Regions from separate parts of the Homo sapiens genome. Here region 2 is linked to region 1. The links are chromatin contacts, found by Hi-C in ENCODE. All regions are on one chromosome and are shown on one strand. The core of a region is the stretch at or near the end of the contact, and the rest is flanking DNA. Distances in the headings are between cores, read along the strand shown. Region 1 has its middle 8.3 kb from the start of OR10P1. Region 2 holds the start of PYM1 (PYM1 exon junction complex associated factor).

Region 1 (7,654 bases), core at 1,473-3,972:
GCCTGCTGAGTGCCTGGGATTGCAGGCGCGCGCCGCCACGCCTGACTGGTTTTCGTATTTTTTGGTGGAGACGGGATTTCACCGTGTTGGCCGGGCTGGTCTCCAGCTCCTGACCACGAATGATCTGCCAGCCTCGGCCTCCCGAGGAGCCGGGATTGCAGACAGAGTCTCGCTCACTCAGTGCTCAACGTTGCCCAGGCTGGAGTGCAGTGGCGTGATCTCGGCTCGCTACAACCTCCACCTCCCAGCTGCCTGCCTTGGCCTCCCAAAGTGCCGAGATTGCAGCCTCTGCCCGGCCGCCACCCCATCTAGGAAGTGAGGAGCGTCTCTGCCTGGCCGCCCATCGTCTGGGATGTGAGGAGCCCCTCTGCCGGGCCACCCAGTCTGGGAAGTGAGGAGCGCCTCTTCCCGGCCGTCATCCCGTCTAGGAAGTGAGGAGCGTCTCTGCCCGGCCGCCCATTGTCTGGGATGTGGGCAGCGCCTCTGCCCCGCCGCCCCATCTGAGATGTGAAGAGCACCTCTGCCAGGCCTCGACCCCGTCTGGGAACTGAGGAGTGTCTCTGCCCCACCGCCACCCCGTCTGGGAGGTGAGGAGCGTCTCTGACCGGCCACCCCCTCTGAGAAGTGAGGAGCCCCTCCGCCCGGCAGCCGCCCAGTCTGGGAAGTGAGGAGCGTCTCCGCCCGGCAGCCGCCCCGTCGGGGAGGTGGGGGGCAGCCCCCGCCCAGCCGCCGCCCCGTCTGGGAGGTGGGGTGTGCCTCTGCCCTGCCGCCACCCCGTCTGGGAGGTGTACCCAACAGCTCATTGAGAATGGGCCATGATGACGATGGCGGTTTTGTCGAATAGAAAAGGGGGAAATGTGGGGAAAAGAAAGAGAGATCAGATTGTTACTGTGTCTGTGTAGAAAGAAGTAGACATAGGAGACTCCATTTTGTTCTGTACTAAGAAAAATTCTTCTGCCTTGGGATGCTGTTAATCTATAACCTTACCCCCAACCCCGTGCTCTCTGAAACATGTGCTGTGTCCACTAAGGGTTAAATGGATTAAGGGCGGTGCAAGATGTGCTTTGCTAAACAGATGCTTGAAGGCAGCATGCTCCTTAAGAGTCATCACCACTCCCTAATCTCAAGTACCCAGGGATACAAGCACTGCAGAAGGCCGCAGGGCCCTCTGCCTAGGAAAACCAGAGACGTTTATTCACATGTTTATCTGCTGACCTTCCCTCCACTATTGTCCTATGACCCTGCCAAATCCCCCTCTCCGAGAAACACCCAAGAATGATCAATAAATACTAAAAAAATTAAAAAAAAAAGTGCTTTCCAGAATTAGCCAGATGTGGTTGTGTGTGCTGTAGTGTCAGCTACTTGGGAGGCTGAAGTGGGAGGATCGCTTAAGCCCAGGAGTTTCAGGTTGCAGTGAGCTGTGTTTGTGTTACTGCACTCCAACCTGGGTGTCAGAGAGTCTCATAAAAAAAATTATATATATATAAAAGAAGAAGGCAGCTAAGCTAGGGAATAATTCTACGCATGGGCCACAAAGGCAGAAGGCAGCCCTTTGGGCAATGGACTGGGCAGTTTAGCAGATAGAAATCGGCCAAGGCATTGAAACACTTGGTTTCTGAGCCCAGCTTCATTCAGGCCTTGCTGACGGACCGCAAATAAATCCCAGCCCCCTCCTCATGTAGTCTCTCCACTGTTTGGGATGGAGACTCTAGACCTAGGAGCTTAGGCACAGTGATGAGGCAGGAGAAAGTCACTTCCTTTTCCCTGGTCCCTGGGCAAAACTTTATTCCCCCTTCTTCATCTTGCCTTGCCTACTTTCCCTCCCCACTCTCTGCTCTGCGAACTAGGCTCTTGGGGAGATTGAGGTGCTGCGAGGGCTGCCCAGGAGGGGCCCCATCTGAAGGTAAAGCCCCACCAGGCCTTTATCCGTGGTCTTTGATCCTGTCTTCTCTCTCACTCTTGCTCTCACTCCCACTCACTCTGCACCTCATGGTGGATCCATTTTTCTTCTGATCTCCTGTCAGCTTTATTCTGTCTGCTCACCCACTTTTCTGCCCATATTCTCAACCACTTTCTCAAAGGCAGCTGTCCCGCTGGTCCCAGCTCTTTGCTCCTAGAGCCCAGAACTCGGGTGAGTGGAACCACCCTGGTGTCCGTTAAGTCCCCAGCCTTGAGGAAGGTCCTGCCATTTTCCCTCAACTCCCCTGGCTAATCTTCCTGTTCAGAGGAGTTTTCTGGGCGGGAAGGAGAGCTGGGCTGTTCCTGTGGCCTCTCCCACAGCTTTCCTGCTGCGGCCTTTGTCTTTGCCTGGATGCTTCCTGGGGCAGCACGAGCCCTCCTCTGGCCCCGTCCTCCAGTCTGGCCTTGGGGACATGGCGGTGGCAATGGCACAGCATGACTGAGCTTGTTTTGTTGGTGCTCTCAGGTTTTGGTTCCGTCCGGGGCCTTCTGTTTTGGGCAGTGCTCTGCAAACATCTGGTGACCCTGCTGGACAACTCCCTGATCGTCGTCCTCGCCCTGGCAGCCTCTGCCTGCGCTGGCCCACGCACTTCCTCCTGCACCACTTCTCCTTAGGGGAGGTCCCACGCCACAGCGGCGGAGTCTCGGATGCAGGCCGATTCCCTTCCCCCGCCGCACTAGCCCACCGGTAGGCGGCTTCCCGCTGCTGGGTTTCTTCGCCCTCCCTGGCATCGCCGAATGCGCTTGCGCAGGGCCATGGCCTCCGCCGCTGTGACGCCATCTGCCGGCCGCTGCATTCTACTACCTGAGGAGCCCTAGTCTTCCGAGCCCGCTTCGCCTTCACCTTGCCCTTCTGCGGCGCAGCACCACCCGCTACTTCCGGCTGGATTCTCGGCCTGTGCTGAGACCTTTAAAATAACACTGATTTTCTTAACTTTTGCAAACTATGCATCTGACAAAGGTCTAATATCCAACATATATAAAGAACTTCGGGAGGCTGAGGCAGGAGAATGGTGAGAACCCGGGAGGCGGAGCTTGCAGTGAGCCGAGATTGCACCACTGCACTCCAGCCTGGGCAACAGAGTGAGACTCCATCTCAAAAAAAAAAAGAACTTAAATTTATAAGAAAAAAAACCAAACAATCCTACTAAAAAGTGGGCAAAAGACATGAATAGACACTTTTCAAAAGAAGACATACATGCAGTCAACAAGCTTATGAAAAAAAGCTCAACATCGCTGATCATTAGGGAAACGCAAATCAAAACCATAATGAGATACCACCTCACACCAGTCAGAATGGCTATTACTAAAAAGCAAAAAACAAAAACAAAACAGATGCTAATGAGGTTGTGGAGAAAAAGGAACACTTGTATACTGCTGATGGGAGTGTAAATTAGTTCAACCATTGTGGAAGACAGTGTGGCAAGGAAGAGAAGAATGGGGAAGGTATAGATACTTAATATTCTTATGATGCAGAAAGGATCCAATGAAGACACAAACTCACTTTTCCTCAGTTTACCAAGGACTGGGTGGGACATATTTGGACTGGAAGTACACTATGAATACCAGGGAGCAAAAAGCCCATGTCTGTCCTTGGGAGTAGGGGACATCAAAGAAGAGAATAGATTTCTTTCTTTTAGTGGAAAGTCTAGGAGTAGAGGATAAGGAGCTGGCTAAGGAAGGCTGACCAGAAGGCTGGGTTGTAGATAGCACTATGACAGGGTGGTTTGGAGCTTGCCTCTGGTGGTTGGCAAGTCCAAGATCAAATCCTGATCATCACTTACCATCTGAAATAGTGGGAGTTTTCTTTACATCTTTGTGCCTTAAATTCTGCATCTGTAAAGTCATGACAATAATCGTTTCTATGTATCACAGGGTTGCTGTGAGGATTAAACACAGCCTTCCTCAGCCATTCTATACCACATCATCACTTGACATATAAATTAACTTGTTTGTTTGTGGCTTCTCTCCTTTCATTAAAATGAGATGTACCATAAAGGGGGAAGGGAAGAAACTGCCTGTCTTGTTTACCAGTGTATCCCTAGTGCCTGGCACATAGTAGGTATTCAGGAAATATTTGCTGAATCGATAAGTAAATGAATATATGAAAGCTGCTTAGCACAGTGCATGTAGGTAATAGTGTTCACTAATCTATTTCGATTATACTATAATTGCTACTACTATCATTTGCCTTCTTATGAACTTTGATGATGACTTTCAGAGCAGTTTTTAGATGTCTTAAAAGTTTGAGACTTTGTTAAAAAAATCCCCCTAAAGTTGCTGGAAAGTTTAAAATGTGTTAATGCTGAAGAGAGGAAGGGGAGAAGTGTGTGTGGGATTTGGGGAAGAGAGTTTTTGGAAAAGAGGAAATCCTGGTGTGAGCTATGAGGGGGATAACTCAGAAAGGATCAGATGGGCCATAGGGGCCATGAAAGAGGAGGAAAGAAGCAGGTGAACAATTCTGGGTTAGAGAAAACCTGACTCTGGTAGCTCAAGGAGTTGAGAGGAATCTTGGAAAACCAGGCTTAGGCAATGATCAGGTACCAAAAGAAGCTGAGAGGCCAGAACCACAGGCCAGGTCATAGCACAGGGGTGGTTGGCTAGGATGCTGCAGGCACTGCTGGCACTGTTGCCCGTGACTCCTCTGGCACCGTGCAGGTGCTGAGGCTGCTGCTGGTGGGCCTGGATGCCACTGTGGTCATCACCAAAATGAATTGTAAACTTTACTTCTTTGAATCACTTGCACCTGATTCAAAGTCTTAGGCAGTTGCATCTGCTAGGACTAGCTAAGATCACAGGGCTGTGTCTCGGCTGTCAGAGTTTAGAGAATCCACAAATTTGGGCCTAATGGCTTCTGTAGAAGTGGATAGAGCTTTGTCCCCCACAAGCTCTATCCACTTAGAGCTTGGGGGGAAGACCCTGTTAAGTTCATGGATGGCCTCCTTTCCTGCCATTATGACCCTTCTATTTGTAGGCCTATTAAGAATGAACTGGGGCCAAGCTCAGTGGTCCACACCTGTAATCCTAGCAATTTTGGAAGGCCAAGGTGGGAGGATCACTTGAGGCTAGGAGTGCAAGACCAGCCTGAGTAACATAGCGAGCCCTCATCTTTACAAAAGTAAAAATAAAAAATTAGTTGGAGGTCATGGCATGTGCCTGTGGTCCTAGCTATTTGGGTGGCTGAGGCGGGAGGATCACTTGAGCCTAGGAGTTCGAAGCTGCAATGAGCCTTGATTTTACCACTGCACTCCAGCCTGGGCGACAGAGCAAGCTCCTGCTCCCACATCCCCATACCCCCCAAAAAGATTGATTTGCTGGAGAATGAGGTATATGCAACCTCCTTTTGTTTTCAGGCTGTGCTTGGGCCCCATCTGATTTTACCAATTTCACTTGTCTATTAAGTGCTATTGGGGATACTTAACTTTAGGGTGAGTGGGTCAAATTACACCCAATTCATGGTGTGCAATACTGTTCCATAGTCACCTGGTGTCCAGTGGTCAGCTGTTCAGTGTATACTGTTGCCTACAAGCAGCCCAAGAGCAGTTTCACAAAAGGATCTTGATTGTTTGCCCCAAAGGGCAAGGTTTGGCTCCCAAATCTGTGATTCACCTCTTGGATTTACCGCAGGCTCCAGTGCCACTGACACTGAGCCTCTTACAGTCTGCTGGGCAGTTGGGAGGCCCAGTGGCGGAACTGCAGCGTGGGCCACTGGGAGAGCATTTGCTTCCTCTGGCTTTTAGGACATCCGATAAGTGGGTTGAAGCAGCCAACCCAAAAGGACTATATGTCGCTTCCCAAATCCAGATAACTACAAGAGGTCTTTTCTTACTGTAGGGAGCAAAAGGTGAGGCAACTTGTCCGTAACATTTGAGGAGATACCCTGATATCCCCAGAAAACCTTCACAGAGAGGCCAGGCCCCTAAATTTATCTCCTAGTTATAAATGTACATCAAGGGTACCTGCCATTTTCCTCTCTCCAGATGCTGTCAGTGTAGTTTCATCAATAGAATGGACCAGTGTGGTGCTCTACGGGGTGGTGACCTGATGAAGGTGCCTGTGGATTTGGTGGCGCAGAGCGAGAAAGCCGATGTAACCCTGAGGCAGGATAAGAAGGGTGACCTTGTGCCCTGCCAGGCAACAGCAAGTGGCTTCTGGAATCTTCTCTGCTTATGAGACGGGAAAAATTGCATTTTCTTTCTCAAGATTTGCATACCCAGTCCAGATGAGAGGAAGTGGCTTCCAGCAGAGGAGGCTCTCCTGTCCCCGCCCCCCACACCGTGTGTCACTGATCTCATTTTCTTGCCTCTGTTTATGCTCCTTAGCTCCTTGGCTGCCCTCATCTTTCTACTTTCTCTAAACTCACGTTTTTGGAGGGAGAATTGAAAGCATGGGCTCTAGAGCTGGAAACTCAAGTCTGTTATTTCCTAGCTGTGTTACCTAGGGAAAGTTGTTTAATGTCTCTGTGCCTCGGTTTCCTCAACTGGTTGAAATTGGCATAACAATAGAGTTGACCTACAGGTGGACCTACTGTCAAGCTTAAGCTTTTGGGGCTCTTCATTTGTATGGGTTCCTCATAAAGGTGTGGAAAGAGCCTTAGCAATTGTGTTCCTGTGGTCAAATGTCCTTATATAAATTGCAGAAGTGATGTGTTAACTGCAGGCTGTTGTAATGTCTGTCTTTTTCACTCTTGCTTCCTCTCTGTCACATTTCCTCTTCTTCTGGGGGGTGTTGAAGTAGCCATGGATATTTTTTATTAAATAGAGCTGTCTTAAATTGTATGAGCTTTAGGTCCCATAAAATTGAGATCTGTACCTCGTAGAGTTTTTATGGGGATTAAATAAGACAGTTACAGGTTAAGAGGTTAGTATAGTCTTTGGTACCTAGCATGTATGTGATGTTACCTATTCTTATTACTATTCATTCTGGTTTGACTGTCTTTCCATGCTTCCTGTTCAGATTCTAATCATCTCCAAGTTCTGCCTGCTCCAGATCACTGCACCGTATCTCTCTATCTTTTCAGTAGAGAGTGTCTTGGCCACCTGGATCCTGGTTGCAGCAGTGGCATCTCTGGGGGACATTTGTCTTTTTTTCTGTCTGTCCAGTGCCTTTGGAACACCCTTTCAATGTTTGGGAAGTTTTATGCCTCACTGGTCTTCATTCCCCAAGGTAAATTGCTTTTCCAGATTCTACAGAGGAGGATGCAGAATTCACCATCTAATGAGCTTGTAGGGAAGGCATCTGGCAGAGCCCAGGCCTGTCGTCCCGAGAGCCAGCTGTAGGCACTGGGCAGTGCTGTGTGAACTGTGCTGCCAGTGCCGTGGAGTTGACACTGGAGCTGCCCTTGCGGGTGCTGAGTGTCACCCTGGCCACACGGCTGGTAAACCTGTTCCCCTTGGAGACGCTGTGCACTGTGAAATCTTCTTTGAATAATTAGTCTCTGCTTAAGATGATCAGAGTGGAATCTGTCGTTTGCAACTAAGTGCCCTGACTGATGGACTGGTTTGTGGTCTCTGTGTCTCTTTTTGGTGCCTCTATTACCTATTTTCCATACCACAGCTAGAGTGATCTTTTAAAAACTCAAACCTGGTCTTGTCACTGAGGATGAGCCCCCAAGTTCTCAAGTGGCCCACAACATCCTTATGGTCTGTACCCAGTGGAGGTGGGAGCACTAGTAATTACCCTGATCCTTAGGCTT
Region 2 (7,654 bases), core at 3,379-5,878, 280 kb before region 1:
CAGAAACTTCCCAGTGACAGGTGGGGAGAGGATGGGGTGGGAAGTTGGGGACCTGGAGGCCAAACAAGAACCCTTCTCCACCCGTGCGGCACTGTGGAGGTTCCGAAGAGGACTTCCCTCCGAGTCGGGTCCCAGGAACCGGGCTTCACCATCCCTCCGAATGAGCGGGAGGGATGGAGGGGAAGGTCTGGGAAACGTTACCCACCGGGTTCGGGCCCAGCCCTCCCGCTGCACCCCCGCGTCCCAGCGCAGACCCTTCTCGATACCCGCTCCAGCTGTCACGCTTCCTCCTTCCCGACCCAGCAGCACGAACGCAGCCCGTGGGTCCTCGGCTTCCCTACCCCTGTCCTTTTCCGATGGGGGAGGGTGGGGCGCTGGGGGGCTCGCGGGGTCTCTACCTTGCTTGAGAGGGCTCGCGGTCGCAGCTGAAGCGCCGGCGCTGGAGCTGGAGCCCGAGCTGGGCTGGAGGGGACGGGCCAGGCAGACGCGGCCGCAGCGGGGCCGCCCCGTTCCTGACGACATAGCTGCCCGCCCCCCACCCCAGCCTGCCCGCCGCGCCCGCGCCCGGCGCCCCCGACTCTGGGAACTTCGAAGTTGGAGAGGCCCGTTTCTAGGTTTCCAGTTCACCATAACCTGCTCCACCCTCCCTCGAATATGTCCGGGGCTTTGGACACATTTTCTCCATTTGCTGCGCTCCTCATCTTCTTCCCGCGCCGGCGGCAGCTCTGCTTCTATTTTCCCTTCTTTCTAATCACTCACAGCCTCTCCCTTCATCCCAAACCTGGGAGACCAAGATACCGGGCGGGCCGCTAACAGAACAGCTCGGCAGTTGGGCACCCAACCAACGTCTCATTCTCTCCTGATTGCTGCCATCCTGAACTTCCCTAACCAACTCCCTTCCATCCACCACTGACTTCACACTCAGGAGATCCCACGGGGGCAAGCCCAGAGTCCCAAACTCCACAACCTGACCAAACACCTCCCTCCCGCCCCGGGCTCTACCCTGCTTGAGACAATCTCCCCACCTTCTTCACGTTCCTCTTTCCTTTTAGACCTATTTTCCCCAGTCTAAGGACACCTCCTGTCAAGACTCATGTTCTCTCCTTAATTCTAGGGTGGAGTTTTGCACTTTGGTCTATGTCCACCCTTTCTCCACGCCCTCATCCTCCCACTTTACCTGCTGGTCTTGGCAGGTGGCACAGAAGGCCCTGGCCAAAAGTAGGGAGTGAAAGGTCCTTTCAGCTTCCCCTGCCTGGAGTCTCTTCTAGAGTCATTAAGGCTCTTGGGGTCGCATGGATGGTGGTGAAGGTGGTACAGCAAGGGAGAGAGATGGAGGCCTAGGGACTCACTGGCAGGAACTGGAGACCCAGGCATCCTGCTCACTGGCCCCGCCCCAACCCCTGTCTAACTCCCTCCTACCCTTCATTGAAAATGGGGCAGAGTAACAAAGCCTTAGGTTCCTGGAATCGTCCTTCTTACACCTGGGGGTGGGAAGAAGGGGGAGGGGAGACCTCTGACTAGAAGGGTATATGCATGTGTGGGTATTGTGTATGCATACATACACACACATAATATATACATACTTTTGGTGGGGGTTGGAAAGGGAATGAATACATGAGGCCCTCTAGTGGAAACAGGGATATCTAAGCAGTTCTTGATTGTTTCAAGACAGGCTTGTTGGAACAGACTCCTCCACATTTGCCAGAAATATAGCTGCTGAGTAATAGGGTTTGGGAGTATTGTTGTATCCAAACTGGAGATTTCGGGCATAGGTTGAAGAGGGGTCTGTCTCTCTGCTCCTGTGCCCCTCCAAGTCTCACCCTCTCACCCCCAATCATAAAAAGACAAGGGCCAAAGGCCGGGCGCGGTGGCTCACACCTGTAATCCCAGCACTTTGGCAGGCTGAGGCAGGCGGATCACGAGATCAGGAGATTGAGACCATCCTGGCTAACACGGTGAAAACCTGTCTCTACTAAAAATACAAAAAATTAGCCGGGCGTGGTGGCACATGCCTGTAGTCCCAGTTACTCGCGAGGCTGAGGCAGGAGAATCGCTTGAACCTGGGAGGCAGAGGTTGCAGTGAGCCGAGATCATGCCACTGCACTCCAGCCTGGGTGACACGAGCAAAACTCTGTCTAAAAAAAAAAAAAAAAAAAAAAAAAAACAAGGCCCTTGACACTCCCCATCCTGTCTTTACAGTATTTTCTTCACTGTTAGCAAAGCTTCATCTCTCCTTCCTCTATGACCTCCTTAGTCATAGTAAACAAACTCTTCTGAAGGCCTTTTATACACTAAGTCCTGTACTTAGTTCTGCAATACAAGCAAAAACATAGTCCAGTTTAGGGACTATATCAATGAGTGGTGCAATGTGTGTAAAGCCTCTCTGCTCTGAGCTACTTTAAACAAACATACAATGTAAGAATAGGTCCCCTAACACCTCTGCCTATCAGTTTTCTGTCCCTGGATCTTTCATTTAGAAATCTTGGAACGATATTAATCTCTAAGGCACTCAGCTTTCCTTGCAAAGAATGCTCAAAGTAATGCCACCCTATGTATTACCTGTGTTTCTCACTCTATCGTCTTTAGATATGTCCCTAAATAAAGTTGAAGACACTCCTTTTAAGATAGTTTTTGGTACTTCAAAGTGGGGTGTAATGTTATCTCTCGAATAAGGAATAAGGTGGAATCAGTCTTACTCTAGACTTCTTTGTGTCTTCTTTAGGATCTGTGCTCCATCATACCCCAAGTCAGTTACTGGGGGGTGTGGGTGGGGGAAGAAAAGCCAAGAAACATCTAAGAAGGAGGCGTTTAATGCCTACGGTTCCAGGTGCTCATTTCTTTAATCAACCACATCATAAAAATCAGAAAGAAAGAAACCGCAATGAACAAAGGGAAAGGAAAAAACAACAGCCTGTTCTCCCCGGCCTTTTTTGCCCTGTTCCTCCTCAGGGTGGGGGGCCACATCCGGGGCCCCGGGTTGGGTCCCAGGCAGGTCTACTAAGCAGACAATTGAGTTTCACTTCCTGTCAACCCTAGTGCTGAGGCAGGATGTCTGGGGGTGGGAAGGGGGCCTAGGGTTGGTAGTGAACAGGGGCGACTTTAGGTTTCCCTCCTGCACAAAGGTCTATTGAGCAGCCTCTGAAAGCTGCAGAGACCACTCCTGAGGTAGTTCAGTCAAGACCAACGTATCCCATTAGTTCTTAGAGGCTTCATCCCACACTCTCACGTCTAATCATAACAAGGTTAAGGACAAGATGTTAGACCCTGCAGGGCTGAAGTACAATCGGTGAAAAGAGAGCAAGGGTTTAAGACCACAGTGTCACAACACTTGCAATAACAGTGTATCGTATGCAAATACTTTTTATTTATTTATTTTGAGACTGAGTCTTGCTCTATAATACAAGCTGGAGTGCAGTGGCACGATCTTGGCTCACTGCAACCTCCACCTCCCAGGTTCATTCCTCAGCCTCCCGAGTAGCTGGGATTACAGGCACTCGCCACCACACCCGGCTAATTTTTGTATTTTTAGTAGAGATGGGATTTCACCATGTTGGCCATGGCTGGTCTCGAACTCCTGACCTCAAGTGATCTGCCCACCTGGGCCTCCCAAAGTGCTGGGATTACAGGCATGAGACACCGCACCCGGCCTGGAAATACTTTTTAAATGAGCCCCACCCCCAGACATTCTGAATTGGCCTCTAGTGGAAGTCACAGACATGGAGGATGGGAAGGAAGGCAAGCTGCGGCCCCCAGAAAACTTCTGAGGCCTAATTTGTCTTATAAAGGTCCTAGTCAGCCATTGCTCAGTTTTTTAGTTTTTTTTTTTTTTTTTTTTTTTTTTTTTTGAGACGGGGTCCCACTCTGTCGTCCAAGCTGGAGTGCAGTGGAGCGATCTTGGCTCACTGCAACCTCCGCCTCCCAGATTCAAGAAATTCTCTGCCTCAGCCTCCCGAGTAGCTGAGATTACAGGCACCCGCCACCACGCCCGGCTAATTTTTTTGTATTTTTAGTAGAGACGGGGTTTCGCCATCTTGGCCAGGTTGGTCTTGAACTCCGGACCTCGTGATCCACCCGCCTTGGCCTCCCAAAGTGCTGGGATTACAGGCGTGAGCAACCGCGCCTGGGTTTTGTTTTGTTTTTTAAATGGGACATGCTGCCTAGTGTTGGAGGTAGTCACCAATACTTACCTCCTGCCTCCTCCCTGGTTCCAGGGGTACTGCTGGACATTAAACTAAGCCAAAGTGGGGATATAAGCAGGAAGGTAAAAGGGTTGATAAGGAAAAAGCTATATGAGGGTGGAGGAGGGCAGAGTTGACACCTGAGGAGAGGAACCTGCAGCCGGGCTCCTCTCAGGCTGTAGGGGAAACAAGTTTAACAGGACTTAGCCCTGAAGGAACAACAGTTGCTGAAATGGGCGGCGGAGGGAGACCATATGGGTTCGTCTGCAGAATAGGGAGGTACGGCGCAGGGCAGGACTACAAATGGAGTGACACTACGGGACCGGATTATTGGCGAGTTGCCCCGCTTTAGATCCTCAGCGGTTGGACGAGTTTAATTAGAATACTAAGTAGGTCCGCCCAGAAGCTTTCACCCTGCCCTCTGACCCTAGGGCCCAGCCCGAGGAGGCACTCAGGGTTAGGAGGTCTGGGCGAGAAGCAACTAGGGCCCTCATCACTTCGCCGCCGAATCCCCGGCGCCGCCCAGCGGGGCAGAGCCAGGCCAGGGCCGCCCGCCCAACCTGGTCCGCTGCCTCTTCGGCCATGGAAGCTGCCGGCAGCCCTGCGGCTACGGAGACAGGTGACCGACCCGCGGCGCCCTCCGCCTTGCACGCCCCTCCCGCGGGTCTCTGGTGGTTGAGTGGGTTGGCCGACAGCAATCGGCACACGAATTCGACCTCCCCACCTTCTTAGGGTTAGATAGGGTCTCCAACCGTCCCTAGAAACACTTGTGCGCCCCAGTGCGTTCCTGGAGTTTGTCTGCTCCACGTCACCAAGCCGCTCTGAGATCTGGGTGCAGGCCAGAGCCTGGATATTCTTCCTTTCTTCATTTATAAGGCCCCCTTTTTGGGTGCAGGTGGGCCTTGCGCCCTTTTCCCTCGCAGGTCCTGGACGTACGAGGAGTTCCTGGGGATGAGAGGGACTGTGCCTCGGAACTTCTCTTGGCTCCCTGAGGACTGTTTTACAGGCAGCAAGCGCTCAGTAATGGTATCGGTGGCAGTAAAAAGCCCACGGCTTTATTTTATTAACTATTTCAGCTTCTCCACTCTTCCTCCTCCTCCACCTCCGCCCATGAAATGGTGCACTCTCCCTTTAAGACTAAGATGGTGGCTTGCTACGATCGGGACTCCACTTCCGGTGGGGAGGGGGGCGGGACCCCAGCCCGCTCACGCCGGAAGTGGTTTGCGTTTTCAAGATGGCGACTCCCTATGTTACTGACGAGACCGGCGGTGAGTGCGGGAGGCGCGGAGCCGCTTCTCTCCGGGCTCTCGGGGCAGGGGTTCGGACTTGGAAAGGGGTCTGTGCCCCGCCCATCCCGGGGCCCCTCCTTTGCCCCGCCCCCCGGACCGCCTTCCCCATTCATTCTCTCCTACGGGGTGTCTCCTGCGCCCCCTTCTGGTCTCGTGTTTGGGGTCTCTGCTTCCGGTCACCCAAACCCTGGGGTCCTTCAGTGCTGGTCCCTGCTTCAGGACCCTCACGGGCCCTTAGCTTTTCTCCAGCAGTTGGACCACTCATATCTCTTTTAGGTTCTTCAGGCTTGGGGGCTTCTACACTCTCATTTCCCTCCAGTTCCTGCCCTCCTTCTTTTCCCCTCCCCCATCTCAGCTATACTTGGTTTCTGCCCTACCCCAGTCCCGTTTTCATTATTTTTCTCGAAGCTTTATTTGCTGAAGACCTCCTCGTTTCTACATAGTACCTTTTCCTCTCCCGTATCTTCATTTGTTGGGTCACTGAGGTTTAGAGGTGTGAAGGGAAGAGGACCCTAATACAACTTTCAGCTTGAGTTTTCTCCCTGATGGAGCCACCCTTCGCTACCTTCTCCCGTGATGGTGATAGAAATTGAGGGGTCTAAGGTGGGAAAAGGCAAACAGGAAAGTATCTAGTGGCTTTTCTCCGAAGCCCTTTGACAAGTGAATAAAACCCACTATTCCTTCTGGCTAGAGAAGAATTTGCAGCCTGGCTGGCCGAGATGCTGAAGTGTCTGCTGTGTATGTAAGGTGTATGTGTTGGAAACGGAGAATCACAGCTTTTATCATGGTTTTGTCCCTTCCTAATGGCCTCATCTTTAGGAAAATATGCATAGTAGTAATAGCTACTCAATGATGATCAAATAATATATGTAAAAGCAATTTATAAAATACTGTGCAAGTGCAAAGTGTTTCTGTTTTTGTAGCCCTCATATGTGTAGTCTGTAGTCTGTAGAAGCAACAGTGTGCCTGTGCCTTGGTACACACGGTGTTTTAAAATGTGCCATTTTGCTTCTTGCTCTGCTGCTTTCCATGTTCCTTACACCTCAGCCCACCTATTTTATGGTATCTGATGACAACCCAGGTTGCTGCTACTTCTCCCCAACCTCACAATTTAAAGTGGTACTACCTCTTTCCTTCTGTTCTCTACCCAGTAGCTCCTTCATGAATTACCAACTTTTAATGTGTGTTTTGAAAATACTACTTATCCAGTATACTTCTCTTTACTCTTAATCATTTTCTTTACCCTGACTCCGTGAAAATCCAGGTATCACATCTTACCTTACCTTGTCACTAAAAGCTGTTTTCTGTTTTCCGTGACTATGTGGAAGAGAAAAAGGAATAAACTGCTTTTTTGTTTTCCTTTACTATGTCCAGATCATTGATCTACCACTGTCACTCTAATCCTCATGGAAGGTATTGCCATGCAATTATAGCAGTTTCTGTAAAACTTTAGTGTCATCATTTACTGCCCACAGGGACCCAGACCTATTGCATCATATTTTTTTCTCTCCTTTTTTTCTTGCTATCATTTTCAGTGTCTCCAGCACCATTGGAATATTCTGATTTCATAGTTCCTCAGCATGAGACGGTCGACTTTCCTTTGTATTTTCAAACCAGTTGCACATCAGAATCACTACAACCTGGATCTCATCTAGGACACCGCTTTTTCTTCAGCTGCTCCCCATCACTTTAGCCTCCTTACCAGTCACCTATTTCACTATCTTAAACCCACAGGATCAGCTTTTTGTCCTCAAGTTCTCTGGTTCTTGACCTTCCCATTTCATTGAATCTGTCAGTACCTTATGGCCTTTGGTGCTGCCCAGCTAGACCTCTGTGACCAGCCACTTTGATAATATCCTCTTGCTTTCTTTATTCATTTTGATTTTCTATACTAAGCAGGCACTTCTGTTGTCTCTAATGATGGGTATGATTAGAGATGTTTTCTTGGCTTCCGCTTCTAGGCCACAGCATGTTGCTAGAGAAAAAGTACAGAGCTATCAGATTCAATATAACTTAACTTCTGCCAAGATCATGGCTTCTAATTATTTTTTTCTTTTTAAAAAAATTTTTTGCTGGGCATGGCGGCTCACGCCTATAATCCCAGCACTTTGGGAGGCCGAGGTGGGTGGATCAACTGAGGTCAGGGGTTCAAGACCAGCCTGACCAATATGGTGAAACCCCGTCTCT

What was found. A loop is a pair of places that touch in the nucleus more often than their neighbours do. Pooled maps may share reads with other maps.
Region 2: a map of B cell shows a loop between it and region 1 (4-fold over the local background). The contact joins the promoter of PYM1 here to the enhancer-like site in region 1. A Hi-C loop is called at or near these places in 1 of 168 maps with a recorded cell type or tissue (B cell), 9 of 37 single-sample maps with no recorded cell type and 10 of 50 pooled maps.

What each region holds. Positions count from the first base shown.
Region 1 is chr12:55,641,404-55,649,057 of GRCh38, reverse strand. It overlaps the pseudogene OR10AE3P. Among named protein-coding and RNA genes, the nearest start is that of OR10P1, 8.3 kb to the right of the region's middle. RefSeq lists an enhancer at 2,422-2,881. Within about 2 kb of position 2,722, at least 19 of the 41 ENCODE cell types and tissues checked have a DNase peak (open chromatin) inside an H3K27ac peak, as active enhancers do.
Region 2 is chr12:55,924,868-55,932,521 of GRCh38, reverse strand. It overlaps PYM1 (PYM1 exon junction complex associated factor), which reads left to right and starts at 4,628. Exons shown (of 3, transcript NM_032345.3): 1 at 4,628-4,797. The coding sequence starts at 4,761. It overlaps DGKA (diacylglycerol kinase alpha), which reads right to left and starts at 1,360. Exons shown (of 24, transcript NM_001345.5): 1 at 1,178-1,360. RefSeq lists enhancers at 4,357-4,937, 5,017-5,186, 5,227-5,446, 4,938-5,518 and a silencer at 5,537-5,686.